2 separate regions of the Homo sapiens genome follow, and region 2 is linked to region 1. The links are chromatin loops, found by intact Hi-C in ENCODE. Cell type or tissue: ovary. All regions are shown on one strand.

Region 1 (8,000 bases):
TCCCCGGTGCTGTCACGTCTGAATGTGGCCCTGCAGACTTGCCCCCACTGGGCTGGAGCACATCCCCTGGAATCTGATCCCAGGAGCTCCGGGAGCAGCTCGCACACAGCTCCATGGATGCCCCTCACAGTGGGAGAGACAGGAAAGGCCAGCTCCGAGTCTCACACCTCACTCTTCAAGCTGGGAAAATGATGCTGTTACCTTGGGAGGTGAGACCCTCCAGATGGGAACCTCGACGCTGGGAGCTGGTGTGTTCCCGGAATTCGGGGGAATATTTCATTCCCTGCGTATGGTGTCTGGACTTTCAGATCCCTCCTCCCAGGCACCCAGGCATCATTTCACAACCCCATGCTCAGCAAGCCCCAGAGAAAACTCCTCAATAAACTACGAGTGTTAATACCCGATGCAATAAGATGTGATTAAATTTTACACAAGGGAGGGGTGCAGGTACTTCAGAATCATAAAAACAGCTTTTCCACAAAACTGTCAGCATTAGACACAAATATGAGAGCAAAGGGGCGCTCGGGCTTACTCACATTGCTCAGTTTGTTTACACTAAGTCCGCACAACATGAAAACACCTGCTCCACTTTCACAATCAGTCTTCTCCATTGTGCACAGGAAAGTTATAGTTTGGAGAAGGTTTTTGTATTTCAATAATGCCACCCATTTTGTGGTGTTTAAAGAGTGAGAAGATACAAGGCTTATTTAAAAACTAAAAGTATCTAGACTCCTCCCAAAAGAAATCTAGATGAAAAACCCGAAGGAGGGCAGCCAAGTGGTAAGGCCTTCCGAAATCTGCGATGCTGACCCCCACCCCAGCAGGCCGTGGCACAGAAGGGCCTGGGGTGGCCGGGAGGTGGAGGGTGGGCACAGCCCCTGCCTCTCCCCATTCCCTGAGGCACCCACCTCCAGGGACCCCTTTCTAGTAGGTTAAATGGGTGCTCATGCTCCACCACCTGCCCCAGCAAGCAAGCTGCAAAGCGGGCACCAGGCAGGCCCACCCAGCTGTGTTATCAGAAACTGAGGAGGACCAACTGCCCCAACCAGAGAGAACTAACAGAGACCCCCAGAAGGGCAGCAGGTCAGAAGTCAAGTGCAGGGGCCCTGCACCCACTCCCTCGCTGTGGGACCTTGGGGTGTGACTGAAGCCACGGACTCACTGAAGCCACTTTTCTCACCTAAAAACTGGGGACCTGGGTCGTACCTCCAGGATGGCTGAGGGAAGTGCCTCGACACGGCAGCAGTTACTGCTGTTCGGAGATGCAGCTGACGAAACACACCCTGGGAAGAGCAGGCCAGCTTAGGAATGAAACCAGGGTGGGCTCCTATAGATGGTGGAAGGAACAAAAGCATTTAATCACCCGCTCCAGAAGCCCAGTGCAGGGAGCAGCAGGGGACTTTTAATGGCATTAATCCAGAAAGACAAAGAGAGCCAGGAGAGGCTGCAGCAGCCAGGGTTGTGCAAGGGGAACTCCCAGCAGATCCAAGAAAGCTGACTCCTCAGCCAGGAGCCCATGCAGCCCAGAAGCAGCCTGGCTACCTGGGGGAGGCTTGGGAGGTGCAGGCGAGGGTGGCTCCACTGCCTCTGGAGGTCAGGAAGGGGGCCACATGCAGAGGGGTGGTCGGAGGCCTGTGTAAGATGCTTCAGGCTCTCTCTGTCCCCTGTGTCCGATCAGAAGACCAACTGTTTCATTCCCTGGAGAGGGTGACACTGAGGGTGAGCGGACAGGGCGAGCAGAGTAAACAGATCTTACACACACTGTGCACAGACCCGCACCTCCATTCCAGCGGGCTCCCCAGGGCTGAGTCAGACTCGCCCCTCCAATAAGGAAAGACCTAAAGATGTGGCTGCATCCGCAGCCCTCCAGCCCCAGGCACTGCTCCAACACCCTACCCTGAAGCTACTGAAGGGCAACCCTACCTAGGGTGGCCAGGTCAAACACAGGACCCAGAGAAATGTGGATTTTAGATCAACAACAAATCATTTTTTAGTATAAGTATGCCCTATGTAATATTTAGAACATACTTACACTAAAAAAATTCCAAATATAACTGGGCTTTCTGTAATTTTTGTTGCTGTTAAATCTGGCAACTTTACTCCCACCCACACACACACACACACACACACACACACAGCTTATACATGTTTTTTTCACATCTCTCTCTTAGGTGACAGCAGACAGCCAAGGAGCACCCCAGTTTTGAGGAAAGCTCTGACAGAGAACAAAAGTGGGGCCAGCAGCAAGTTACAGGAAAGACAAAGCTGGAAGAAAAGCCGAGGCATTTCTTTCCGGCATCAAAGGGCTCCGTGATGCCCTGTGGGCGGCGTGCAAGGAGACCCACTCAGAGACTCGTCCTGTGGCAATTCAGGACCCTGGTGCAAACACAAGCTCCTACAAGTTTCCAGACAAAAACAAGGAGGTTTCACAATGGATTGAGAACTAGGAAGATGCTGGGACTTCTCAGCCACAACCTCAGAAGCCAGAAACCAGCCAGGCACGGTGGCTCATGCCTGTAATCCTAGCACTTTCGGAGGCTGAGGCGAGTGGATTGGATGAGCTCAGGAGTTTCAGACCAGCCTGGGCAACATGGTGAAACCCTATCTCTACTAAAAAAAAAAATACAAAAAAATTAGCCGGGTGTGGTGGTGTGCCCCTGTAATCCCAGCTACTTGGGAGGCTGAGACATGAGAATTGCTTGATCCTGGGAGGTGGAGGTTGCAGTGAGCCAGGATCACACCACTGCACTCCAACCTGGACGACAGAGTGAGATTCTGTCTCAAAAAAAAAAAAAAAGCCACAAACCGAGGAGCAGTGCCCGCAAAATTCCGAGGGAAATGATTTCCACTCTGGAATTCTAAGCCCAAACTGTAGAAAAGAAAGATATTTTCAGAACTGCAAGATCTTCCCAGGTCACCACCTTTGCATCCTTTCTCAAGAGGTTCCTGGAGGATAGGAGCCACCAGAGAGCCAGCAGGTCAGCCAGCAGAGAGGGAAGCTGGGAGGCAGAATGGAGACCACTCAGCCCCAGCCAGGAGCAGAGGGGGTGCAGGGGCAGGGACATCCCCAGCCAAGACCACCGCCCAACAGCCACCTTCCCTGGAGCAGGGTCCATGGTGTCAGGAGTACGCTCTTCACGAAGAGGAAACAGAGACATGGTTTGTAAGGACATTTCTACAATTACGGGAGAGGCTGGGGTTGTCGTGGTGATAAACACATAAAAACAATGCAAATGAAAACATCATTAACTCCGGAGAAAACCAAAAGTTGTTCAGGTAAGAGGTCATATTATTCTAATGGCTTGGCTGTGAATAGTAAACGCTAACTATTCATCTTGGTGAAATGGTGAGATGCTGCTGGAAAAATGGAGGGATGGGATGTGTGTGTGTGTCTGCGTGTGTGCGTGTGTGTGTATGTGTTAGAAAGAGACACACAGAGTGGCCGGGCATGGTGACTCATGCCAGTAATCCTGGCACTTTGGGAGGCTGAGGCAGGCAGATCACCTGAGGTCAGGAGTTCAAGAACAGCCTGGCCAACATGGTGAAACCCCGTCTCTACTAAAAATACAAAAATTAGCCAGGTGTGGTGGCACGCGTCTGTAATCCCAGCTGCTTGGGAGGCTGAGTGAGGCAGGAGAATTGCTTGAAGCCAGGAGGTGGAGGTTGCAGAGAGCCCAGATTGCGCCACTGCACTCCAGCCTGGGCAACAAGAGCAAAACTCCATCTCAGAAAGAAAAAAAGAAAGAGACACACAAAGAGACAGAGACAGAGAGAGAGAGAGCAGAGGACAGAATATGGGTCAAGGGTGAAGAGAGAAGGGGAGCCTGCCCTGAGGGAAGCCAGTAGACGATGCCCGAGGTGAAAAATCAGAAGTGTCAACATGAACATGTTATCCTAAGATATCCAGGTAAATACGAAAATAATTGGCTGAAAGACTCAAAGCGTTTGCCCCAGAGAAGGAACTGCAGGACAGCCCCGTGGAAGGGCTGCTGCTTTGCCTTTAAATTCTCTGCATGTGTAACTGATACAAAGAACAAGAAAATTTTTAAAGAAATAAAGTTTTCAAAAATGTAGGTAGGTGTGGAGTGAGAGCCGGGATAAAGATTGCGCCTTTTCAGCAATGGCTATGATTTAATATATGCCCTGGCAGGAAAGTGCAAACGTCTGGGGGTGGGTGTTGGCAATTGCACTGGGGAGGGCATTGGCCCTGGACCTTCATCTCACACACGCACGGCCCTAGCACCCGAAATCACACAGGTTCGCCGTGAAAATCGTTTGCAAGTACAGGCAGCCTCAGGCCAAAACCTCAGCGGCCTCCCTAAGTTCCTCCTATGTGGAATGCTGAGGCCACCTGTTCCAGTTTCTTCTCACTGCTGTAACAAATTACCACAGTTTAAAGCAATAGGAATTTATTTTCTTACAATCTGAAGCTCAGAAATAAAAAATCAGTCTCGCTGGGCTACAGTCAAGTTGCCAGCAGGGCTGGATCCTCGTGAAGGCTCCGAAGGAGAATGCATTTCCCTGCTTTCCCAGCCGGGAGGGCCCCTGCAGGAGAATCTCCCCATCCCGAAATCCTTGACTCCATCACATCTGCAAAGACCCTTGCTGTGATCTGACTGTCTGCGTCCTCCCAGAATTCGTGTGTTGAAACATAAACTCCCAGTGTGATGCTGTTAGGAGGCAGGACTCTGGGAGGTGACAAAGTCACAAGCATGCAGACCCGTGGATGGGATTAGAGCCTCATGAAGGGGGCCCCAGAGCACTGCACTGGCCCTTCCGCTGTGTGAGGACACAGTGAGAAGGTGTGTAACTAGCCTGAGAACCAGAATTGGGGTCCTCTCCAGACACCGCCTCTGCCAGTTCCTTGATCTTAGACTTGCCAGCCTCCAGAACTGTGAGAAATACATTTCTGTTGTTTCTAAGCCACTCAACCTGCAGCGTTTTGTTAGAACAGCCAGAACGGACTAAGATAGGGGTCCCCGACCCCCCAGCCATGGACGGGTACCCGACTGTGGCCTGTTAGGAACCAGGCCACACAGCAAGAAGTGAGCAGCAGGTGAGCGAGCATTACCGCCTGAGCTGCCTGACCCCTGCCTCCTGTGAGATCATTAGATTCTGAACTGCACATGCTCGGGATCTAGGTTGCCTTATTCTCCTTATGAGAATCTAATGCCTGATGATCTGAAGTGGAACAGTTTCATCCCAAAACATCCCCACTCCCCTCGGGTCTGTGGAAAATTGTCTTTCACGAAACTGGTCCCCGGTTGGACACCACTGGACTAAGACATCCTTTTGCCATCTAAAGTTACGGTCACAGGGACCGGGGATTAGGGTGAGAATATCTTTGAAGGCAGCCACACAGCCCACCACAGCCCTGCAGTCGGTGACGTGGCAACAGAAGCCAGAGGTTAGAGTGACTCAAGGAGGGGGAGGGCCACGGATGAAGGAAGGCGTCTGCAGAAGCCAGAAAAGACAAAGAAATGTATTTTCCCCTTAGAGCCCCCGGAAGGATCCACTGTGGACTCCTGACCCCAGAAGCGTAAGAGAGAAAATGAGTGTTGTTTTAAGCCACTGGCTGTGTGGTCATTTGTGGCCACAACCCTGGGAAGCAATGTGGCCTTCGGGTAGCGCCTTCCTGCAGCTGCCTTGGGGCCCTAAGGGGCCTGAGAACCGAGAAGGAACCAGGAAACAGGCTGGGCTGTGCCTGTGGGTAGTTCTGGCTCCTGAGTGCAGGGGTGGCTCTGGGTGCCAAGCAGGGTCACATGTCCCAGTCCCTGAGTCCACCAAGAGTGTCCAGGCATCTGGAACACCTGGCAGTGAAAGGAGGCCGGCTCCTTGGAAGCCACAGTGACCAGTGTGCACAGGCATTGCACAGAGGGCAGATGTGAGGGGTGCTCAGTGTGGCCTCGGTCAACACACTACCTGGCCTCCAGCTCTCCAAAGCCATTTTAGGCTGAAGGTGGTCAGTGAATCACATCTGAGGGCGCAGGGGCCTTGGCCCTCCTGGCTAACAGAGTTCCTTAGGAGCGCAGAACCCCAAACGGAACCGCCTTGGAAAGTCCACCCAGTCACTGCGGGGTCTGGGTGGGGGTGGAGGTGCAAGGTCCCCAGATATTCTCGGAGATTTTCACACCATCTCAGCACCACATTCAGAACTCAGCCTGCGCCGGTTGCAGCAGGAAGAAAGAATTATGACTTGTGACTTTGGAAAGCGAGAAGCTGCCCAGATTCCCCCTCCCTGAGACATTTGGGGTGGGAAGTTCAGGGAGAATTTTCAACTGCAAGACCAAGGTGATTTAGAAGGTAAAACATTTGCGTTTGTGTCAAATTTCCACACCTTCCCCCTCCGGATCCCACCGCCCCTGCTTCCCACACAGCATGGCTCCCCCCGCGGCCCGCATGATGACAGCCGGCTTTGGGGGCTCACGTCTGCAGGTTAGAGCCCCCCCACCCCGGCAGCCCTCCAGCCCCCTCGGGGCTCCACCCAAGCCCTTCCTCAGGCTGGATCAGATCCCCAGGCCACCCCGGGGTGGAAACTCGCCCTCCCGCTGTGGCCCAAGCACTCATACTGCCTCCATTGTCCGGGCAGCCCAGCTGGCCCGAGGCCAGCCTCACCCCAGCTATTACAGATTTTTCAAATCCTTCCATTTATGTATTTGGTTTGGTAGCTTTAGGTTGATGATGTACTTAATTTCACCACTATATTGAGTTTGAATGAGCTGAAAGCAAAACACGCAAATAGAGAACAATGCCTGGCCAGCCCCCACGAGCCCGGAGAACAGGTGTTTCCCATCGGCAGTCTGCTGCGCGCCCTTGGCCATTTTCCTCCTGGAGCTATAGGTGCGCCCCAGGCGTTTTCTTTTAGGCAGCTTTGGGATCAGTGCAGGTCCCAGGGCCCAGCTGGACTCCCTTTGGGACTGCTCTTTCTTGGGACTTTTCAATACAGCAGCGTTAGCAGGAGGGTTCATCTGTCACATAAATATCTGATCCTCAGGGGTGGCAGCCCCCAAGCTTTTCCCACTCCCAGCAGATGCAGAATAGCATGAAGATCTGTGGACAAACTGGGCAATCTGCTCCTCAATCCACCCCTCCCTCACTTTAGAATTTGAACTCTCTCTACTGTTTTGCAAAAGTGGTTTTTGTAAAGGTAGTAAAAGGACAGAATCGCAAAATAAAATGGTCCAGTAGGTAAACCCAGGTATTTTAGAGAAGTTGCTTCTCTCTAGGCTTCCTTTGATGGGGGGCCTTGCTTCAGGCCAGTGACAGAAGCTTGCCTCAGTGGCGGGGGGGGGGCCTCAGCAGTCACCTCTCCAGGTTCGAGACCTGAGCGCACTCCAGCCATCCCAGTGGCCTGAGTTCCAGGGCGTTGTGTCCACACCTCAGCCACAGGGCCAGCTGCCTGGGCGGGCGACCACACAGGCCCGCAGTTCCCATGCTCGGAAGGGGCCCCGCACGTGGTGGCCACAGCTCTGTGGTCACTGTCTTGAGATTCTTCATAATTTTCTTTGAATGTGTTTCGTAAATGAAGTCTGATGGGACAGTGGAGCTCACGGCTCCCAGCAGCCCCACCTCCACGGGATGTGTGCTCTGCCCTCACTCAGCCCCTGGGCGGGAGGGTCAGGGTCAGGCGCACACAGCCCACCTCCCACCCTGAGTGCCAAGTCACAAGGTAGGCCGGGCTCCTGTGTGGGCCATGCATTTGCCTAGCTCTGCCGTGGGGGTGGGGAGAGGGTCTGCCATCCAGCCCAGAGGCCTCTGCACTTGGAAACAGCCATAGAAATCCAAGCAAGCCCTGGCCTCGGGACACATGTCTACAAAGCCCAGCTTGGCCTCTGCCACCTCAGCCCAGAGTCCCCTACGCTTGGAAACAGCCCTCCCATCCAAGCAGGCCCAGAGAAGGGCCACTGAGAAGACCTACAAGACACCCCACCCAGATCATCCACATCCGTCTCCACCCTGAGCTGCACGGCACTGCATCGCACCCCTTCGTGGCACTCACT
Region 2 (8,000 bases), 290 kb before region 1:
GCAGTTTTAAGTGTTTGGAGAAGACTGGACAAATCTCATGACTGTTGGATCCTTTGTAATGACTATAAATCTACTTAATTTTTGTGGATTCAAAAGTGCTGTAACATCCATTTGGGCTAGGCCTCCTCCATCTCTTCCTTATCTTCACTTCCCATTCTTTCCTTTCTTATCTTTCTTTTCCTTTCCTTATTTGTTGAAGCCATTTTCACATGACTTCCAAATGCACTTATTTTTGTGAAGTTAGAGAAATCCTATACGAATTTTAATTTGAATTAAGTAATTTATATGTTTGTAATATTTAGTCTTCTTATCTAGAAACATGCTGTAGGAAATTGTGTTTCCTGTCCACTCCTCTTTATCTTCTCTTATCCTTCCTTATTTTGTGAAGTTAAAATCCTGTAGGAATTTTAATTTGAATTAAGGAATTTGTATGTTTGTAATATTTAGTCTTATCTAAAAACATGGTGTAATAAATTTTGTTTCCTGTTCACTCTTCTGTTGTCTCCTCTTTTCCTTCCTTGCATCCCTCCCTTCCTCCTATTGTGCTTCCAAATGTTCACTAGAATGTGAACTACTTGGGTAATGTTGAAGAATCCTATTGACTTGGATACTCAGGTACAAACATCCCTCAGTATCCAATGGAGACTTATTCCAGGACCCCCAAACAGACCAAAATTTAAGGATGCTCAAGTCCCTGATATAAAACGGCATAGTATTTACACATAACCTACACACATCCTCCTGTTTGCTTTAAATCACCTCTAGATTATTTATAATTCCTAATACAGTGTAAATGCCCTATAAATAGTTGTTATATTGTATTGATTTTATTTATATTATTTTTAATTTTCATATTACTATATTTAATTGTTTTTCCCAGTATTTTTTATCCTCAGTTGATTGAATCTGCAGATTGGAAACCCTGGAATACAGAGGGCTTAATGATATTTTCACATCACTCAGGAAAGTTTTCTTCTATTATAACTTTGATTTGCTTTTTTTTTCTTTTTCTAGAAATTATTATTTTTCATAAGTTGGATCTTTATTCTGTCTTCTCTGTCTATCATTATCTCTCCCATCATTTTCTTATTTTTTATTCTTTATATCTGCATTTCGAGATGATGTTTTAAAAGCTTGATTATTTTCACCATGAATTCAACTTTCAGCATTGTGAACTCAGCCTTTACAGTTCCTAGGGCAGACTACAGAACGTGTGGCTTCACTGTGGTCTCTTCTTACTGCAGCCAACAGCTGCCATGCCAAGGTCCTTCCCAGCCCTCCCTTCTCTAGGCTCCATATTCCCCTGGTGGGTGCAGACCCAGAGTTAGGAGTAAACAGATGGGTAGCGGGCGAGATGGAAGGACTCCATCCTCTTCCTGCATCACACCTGCTCTCTTCCGAGGGAAGCACGCTCTGACCACCATTTGTGTTTCTCAGGCCACCTTCTTTGGTGCCATGGTTGCTTCAGGTTCTTCCTCGCTGCAGTGTCCCCTCTTCATTACACCCCTGGCCTCCTTCACTGTCCAGAAGGACTGTGAGAACAACCCTAGCTCCAGAGAGAACAAGCCGACAATGAAGCGACCTCACACCTGGCATCTGCTGGAAAATGGGGCAACACGGTCCTTGCCCTTCTTGTCCAGGCATCTTTTAACCTCAGAATGGCCCAGGTGGGCTCCGTGAGCTCCCTCTGGACCGCTTCCCTCTGCGGCTGCTCATCTGACCCTGCCCACCCCGTCCTCCTCCTGTGGACCCCAGCCTTCGTTCTTGCTCTATCCGGGATGGGGGATGGAAAAGCCCATCTGAACACACTTCGAAATGAGGGATAATCTTAGCTTTCTGAACTTTATCAAGTTATGGGGGGAAATCAGATCTCCAGAAGGAGGGAGAGTGCTTCTTAGAAAGGAAGAGAGCTGGAAAGACAAAAAGACAGAGTGTCCTCCCCCAACCTGGCCAAATTTAGAATTGGATATCGGTTCTTTACCAAACAGCCCGTTGAATCAGCTAATTAAATGACAAACATTAGCCAATGGACTGTTGGTGTCATGTAGTTCAAACACCTGTTTAATCTATTGAATTCTTCATCTTGCAACCTATTGTTTTTCCATTTTTTATTAAGGCGTGATTTCCATTCAGTAAAATTTATCCTTTTCAGTCTTGATAAATGTATACTGTCGTGTAACCACCACACAATCAAGACATAACATGATTCTGTCACCTTCCTCACCTAAATTTCTAATGTATCTAAACCTTACAATCAAGTAAAGACACAGAGAGTCGTTCACTGAAAATGAGATCTGGCCTTAAAAGTAGTTCTTGTGGACAGAGATTCTCCCAGTTACCTTCCCGTCTCATTTACACTGAATTTGCTCAAAATGTGAGAATGTCAGGAAGAAGGTGCATGTGCGTGCGCCTGTGTGCTTAATACCGGCAACACTAATTCAACAAAATTGACTTCAAAAGCCACCCAAGTGTTCTGTCGCCTGCCAGCGTGCATTGCACAGCCCCGCGTCCTTGTGGTGCCCACCCAGGTTGAGCCGAATGAAGCCCTTTTCCGGAGCAGCAGTGCGCAGTGGGAGTTATTGTCAGAGGGAAGGGCACAGAAGGGAAAGGTTACAGGAGGATGGGAGGGAACCAGGACTTAGTGAGAAGCTGATGTGGAGCAGGGAGTGGGCAGGGCAGGGGTGGTCCAGGGACAGAGAGGCAGGCACGGACATGAAGGGGACCTGCAGGCTCTGTGATGTCAGTGGGCACAGTGACCAGCTGTCCTCCTGCCACACAGGCAGTGCTGGGCAGGGGGTGTCCTACTGCGGCATCCCGGCCAGGATGGCAGGGCCCCAACAAAGGTCATTGCCACCTTGCTTTTTTCTCTCGTCAACATACATGTATGATCACTCACGTGTTTCCTCTCTGCAAACATCCTCCCCATAAAGCAGGGGTACTAACACCTCCAGAACAAAACTGCAGCACCAGAGACCTCTCAGGTTAAGTTTTAAACTGAGCCAGAACCCTATGATAATTTTGCGATTCTCATAAAAGAGTAGTGTTTTTAAGCTCAAAGAGCCCGGAGGCTGAGGAGCTTGATGACAGTTCTCAGAATGGAGGTGAGCAGGAAGACGCTGCCTCCCAGCTCCCCGGCAGGTGCTCGCCTGCATTAGACTTGCAGACTTAGCTCATTTGACCCTGGAGAGCCCAGCCTGGCATCTGCCGTCTACACATGGGATCTCCCACAGACTCACCTCTTTCCAGGAAAGGTGATGCTGACCAAGAAACACTGATATTTCAAAGCCTACAAACTGAGCCTTGGACAAAATCAGCCTCCAGCTGCCTCTTGACTTTATTACCAAACGAACCGTGCAACAAATATCATGAAAATGCCTTTGAACTAAAAGGAAAAAAATGTTTATGCAATTCAGGGTGTTTCATTAAGGCACGGTTTGCATTCAGTAACATTCATCCTTTTTACTTTTGACAAATGTCCACAGTTGTGTGACCACCACCACGGTCAAGATGTAAATTCTGGCAAATTCTGGCACGTGGCATGGCATAATTGAAAGCCAAGGCCAGCTCTCCCTGTGGGGCTGGTTAGGGTGGCAGCACGTGGCATAGCATCATTGAAGGCCACGGCCAGCTCTCCCTGTGGGGCTGGTTAGGGTGGCAGCACGTGGCATAGCGTCATTGAAGGCCACGGCCAGCTCTCTCTGTGGGGCTGGTTAGGGTGGCAGCACGTGGCATAGCGTCATTGAAGGCCACGGCCAGCTCTCCCTGTGGGGTTGGTTAGGGTGGCAGCATGTGGCATAGCATCATTGAAGGCCACGGCCAGCTCTCCCTGTGGGGCTGGTTAGGGTGGCAGCACGTGGCATAGCGTCATTGAAGGCCACGGCCGGCTGTCCCTGTGGGGTTGGTTAGGGTGGCAGCACATGGCATAGCGTCATTGAAGGCCACGGCCGGCTCTCCCTGTGGGGCTGGTTAGGGTGGCAGCACGTGGCATAGCGTCATTGAAGGCCATGGCCGGCTCTCCCTGTGGGGCTGGTTAGGGTGGCAGCACGTGGCATAGCGTCATTGAAGGCCACGGCCAGCTCTCCCTGTGGGGCTGGTTAGGGTGGCAGCACGTGGCATAGCGTCATTGAAGGCCACGGCCAGCTCTCCCTGTGGGGTTGGTTAGGGTGGCAGCATGTGGCATAGCATCATTGAAGGCCACGGCCAGCTCTCCCTGTGGGGCTGGTTAGGGTGGCAGCACGTGGCATAGCGTCATTGAAGGCCACAGCCGGCTCTCCCTGTGGGGCTGGTTAGGGTGGCAGCTCTGATGGCATAGCGTCATTGAAGGCCACGGCCGGCTGTCCCTGTGGGGTTGGTTAGGGTGGCAGCACGTGGCATAGCGTCATTGAAGGCCACAGCCGGCTCTCCCTGTGGGGCTGGTTAGGGTGGCAGCTCTGATGGCATAGCGTCATTGAAGGCCACGGCCGGCTGTCCCTGTGGGGTTGGTTAGGGTGGCAGCACATGGCATAGCGTCATTGAAGGCCATGGCCGGCTCTCCCTGTGGGGCTGGTTAGGGTGGCAGCACGTGGCATAGCGTCATTGAAGGCCATGGCCGGCTCTCCCTGTGGGGCTGGTTAGGGTGGCAGCACGTGGCATAGTGTCATTGAAGGCCACGGCCAGCTCTCCCTGTGGGGCTGGTTAGGGTGGCAGCACGTGGCAGATGGCCTCAGGTCGCATCCTGTCAGTGGCTTTGGATAGTTACTGGATCTTTCTAAGGTTTCCATTTTCTCAGCCACAAATGGAGATGACAACATTGTCCACCTAAAGATAGATGTGAGAGGAGTTGACAGGAGGATGGGCAATGCCCAGGCACAAGGAACCATCGGCTCCTCCCAGCCATTTGCTTGCATGGAGAGGCTTTCATCTGTTAGCATATCCAGGAGCCCCCCTCCTCCCGGGGATTCTGCCATATCCTTCCACCAGAACCCAGATGAGACCCCCTGCGTGGAATGAGAAATAACAACACCACTGGTAACAGCAGAGCCCACTCTTTCATGGAATTCTGGGCTCCCTGCAGGTGCTAAGGATTTCACATAAATTAATTTGTTTAATCCACACCATGTATGCAGTAAGCATTACTCAATCTCCATGCTACATGTGAGAAAACTGTTGTATAGGGAAGGCCGTTTGCCCAGGAATTCACAGTGGCTAAGAGTGGAGCCTGAACGAGGGTCTGCGTTCTCACCCGTGACATGGTCCCCGTTTCAGGAGGGAGGGCGTGGAGGGGAGGCAGAAAGACAGGCTGGAAACCATGGCTGGAAACTCTAATTTATCTAGGAGGAATGATGTTTCTCATATAGGAAGTGAGAAGAACCCTTATAAAATGATGTTTATGAAACAACAAAAAATTAAAAATAGAAAAAGGAGTTGAATAGATATTCCTCCCAGAAGAAATAAAAATTCCAATAAGATGACGAAAAGATGCTCAACATCACTAATCATTAGGGAAATGTAAATCAAAACCACAAGGAGATACCACTTCACATTCATCAGGATGACTATTTTATATATATATATATATATAACAAAAACAAAAAAAACATGTAAATCACAAGTGTTGGCAAGGATGTGGAGAAATTGGAAGCCTTGTGCATTTCTGATGGGAACGTGAAATGGTGCAGCTGCTGTGGAGAACAGTATGGCGGTACCTCAAAAAATTAAACATACAATTACCAGATGATCCAGCAATTCCCCTGCTGGGCGTATACCCAAAATAATGCAAAGCAGAGGCTGAAATGGATACTTGCACACCGTATGTGGAACAACATTATTCACAATAGCCAAAAGGGGGAGGCAACCCGAGTGTCCACAAACAGATGAATGGCTAAACCAAATGTGGTCCATCCACAGAGTGGAGCATTACTCACCCTTAAAAAGGAAGGAAATCCTAGTACCTGCTGCAATGTGGATGAATTCTGAAGGCATTTATGCTATGTGAAATAAGCCATACACAAAAGAACAAATACTGGCTGGGCGCGGTGGCTCACACCTGTAATCCCAGCACTTTGGGAGGCCGAGGTGGGTGAATCACAAGGTCAGGAGTTTGAGGCCAGCCTGGCTAACACGGTGAGACCCCGTCCCTACTAAAAATACAAAAATTAGCTGGACGCGGTGGTGCGCCTGTAATCCCAGCTACTTGGAAGGCTGGGGCAAGAGAGTCACTTGAACCTGGGAGGTGGAAGTTGTAATGAGCCGAGATCGTGCCACTGCACTCCAGCCCTGGGCAAAACAGCGGGACTCCATCTCAAAAAAAGAAAAAAAAAAAAAAAGAACAAATACTATATGATTCCACTCATATGAGGTCAAGTTCTTAGAGAGGGAGGGTAGAATGGTGGGTGCCACAATGGTGGGTGCTGGGGGCTGGGAGAGGGGAACTGGGCGTTTGTGTTTAGTGATACAGAGTTCAGTTTTACAAAATGAAAGGAGCTATGGAGAGGGATCCTGGTGATGGTTACATGACAATGTGAATGTTCTTAATGCCATTAAATGGTATACTTAGAACGGTTAAAAATGGTATATTTTATGTTATGTCTATTTTATCACAATTTCAAAAATGTATGTCTAATCCCAGCACTTTGGGAGGACAAGGTGGGTGGATCGCTTGAGGTCAAGAGTTCGAGACCAGTCTGGCCAACATGGTGAAACCCTGTTTCTACTAAAAATACAAAAATTAAGCAGGCATGGTGATGCACACCTATAGTCCCAGCTACTTGGGAGGCTGAGACAGGAGAATCGCTTGAACCTGGGAAGCAGAGGTTGCAGTGAGCTGAGGTGGCACCACTGCACTCCAGCCTGGGTGACTAGCAAAACTCCATCTCAAAAAAATAATAATAATAATTATGTCATGGGTCTCCTCGCAAGTGAGAGAGGGAGAGGGAGGAAGGGGAGAGGTTATCAAGGGCTCTCTCTGGCTTTTACTGGCCATTATCTCCTTTACGCATTTCTACATTTTTTAGTGCCTTTATGACAATCATATGCTGCTTTTACAATTAGAAAAGGAAAGAGGGTCACTTATTGAAGCCCCCTTACCTCCCACCTCTTCCCCTCCCTTCCACTGACCCTCCCTTTGTCTTCTTGAGTGCTTGTCCCTAAAGGTGGAAAAGATATTATTAGACCCATTTTGCAAAGGAGAAAATAGAGACTCTGAGAGGAAAAATGAATTACCCAAGGCCACAGCCCAGTACCTGGTGATGCCTGGAACCAGGCCAGATCCTGCTGGGGTCACCAGGACCCCACCCCGCCCCCTACCCCGCCCCCCCCCACCACCACCACCCTGCCTTCCTGCAAAGGCGAAATCACTGAACACCAAAATCCCCTGCTCATCATCCCTGCTGGGGCTATTTCTGTTTTAAATAGCTGGAGGCTTTGCCTAGCAGAGATTCTGTGAAATACAGCAGGGTGGTCATGTCTGGGGTGTGTCCCTGTACAAACCAGGCTCACCACTGCACCAGAAATCAGGTCTGCTCTGACCTGACCACACACACCCAGAACAGCAACGTTCTGACTTACATGATCCAGATAATCCCCGGCCTGCCCTCCCGCCCCGTGAGCATGGACACTACCGGAAGGGCGGCTGCGGGAGCTGGCCCGTCTGTGCTCATGGCTCTCTGCTATGTTGCCATTTCCAGGGAAGCATTTGCCGCATTTTGTGTTGATTGATGTCCCCCACCCTGCCCCCCTACCCCGGCATCACCTCAGACCCCTGCAGAGGCCAGGGCTGAAGCCCAGCTCCTTCAGGGACACAGGCGCTCCGATGCCTTTGACCAGCTGGGCACGGGCTGGCCCCACGTTTTCAGCACTCTCCTTTTTTTCTTAAATAAAAGAGCTGGCAGGGGAGGCAGTTTCTAGAGTGTTTGAATTGGCCCCATTTATAAATCTGTCCTTTTTTTTTCTCTTACGGATACTATAACCACAAACTGCATTCGCTTACAGTCACTTTTACACTTGGTTCTCTTCGGCTTATT

What was found. Hi-C counts contacts between places; a loop is a spot of excess contacts. Peaks named below come from ENCODE experiments on the same cell type or tissue, not always from the same donor. Only the 100,000 strongest peaks of a DNase experiment are listed, where the experiment ranks them.
Region 2: a loop joins it to region 1, with 2.1 times the contacts of the local background. A loop is called at or near these places in 42 of 110 quality-filtered maps.

The regions. Positions count from the first base shown.
Region 1 is chr2:238,503,093-238,511,092 of GRCh38, reverse strand. It overlaps LINC01107 (long intergenic non-protein coding RNA 1107), which reads left to right. Exons shown (of 3, transcript NR_037809.1): 3 at 1-403. Among named protein-coding and RNA genes, the nearest start is that of LINC01107, 48 kb to the left of the region's middle. RefSeq lists enhancers at 728-1,413, 1,414-2,101. In ovary, no CTCF peak of the experiment used is centred here; a DNase peak (open chromatin) is centred at 3,052.
Region 2 is chr2:238,791,188-238,799,187 of GRCh38, reverse strand. No RefSeq gene overlaps it. Among named protein-coding and RNA genes, the nearest start is that of TWIST2, 53 kb to the left of the region's middle. In ovary, no CTCF peak of the experiment used is centred here; no DNase peak of the experiment used is centred here.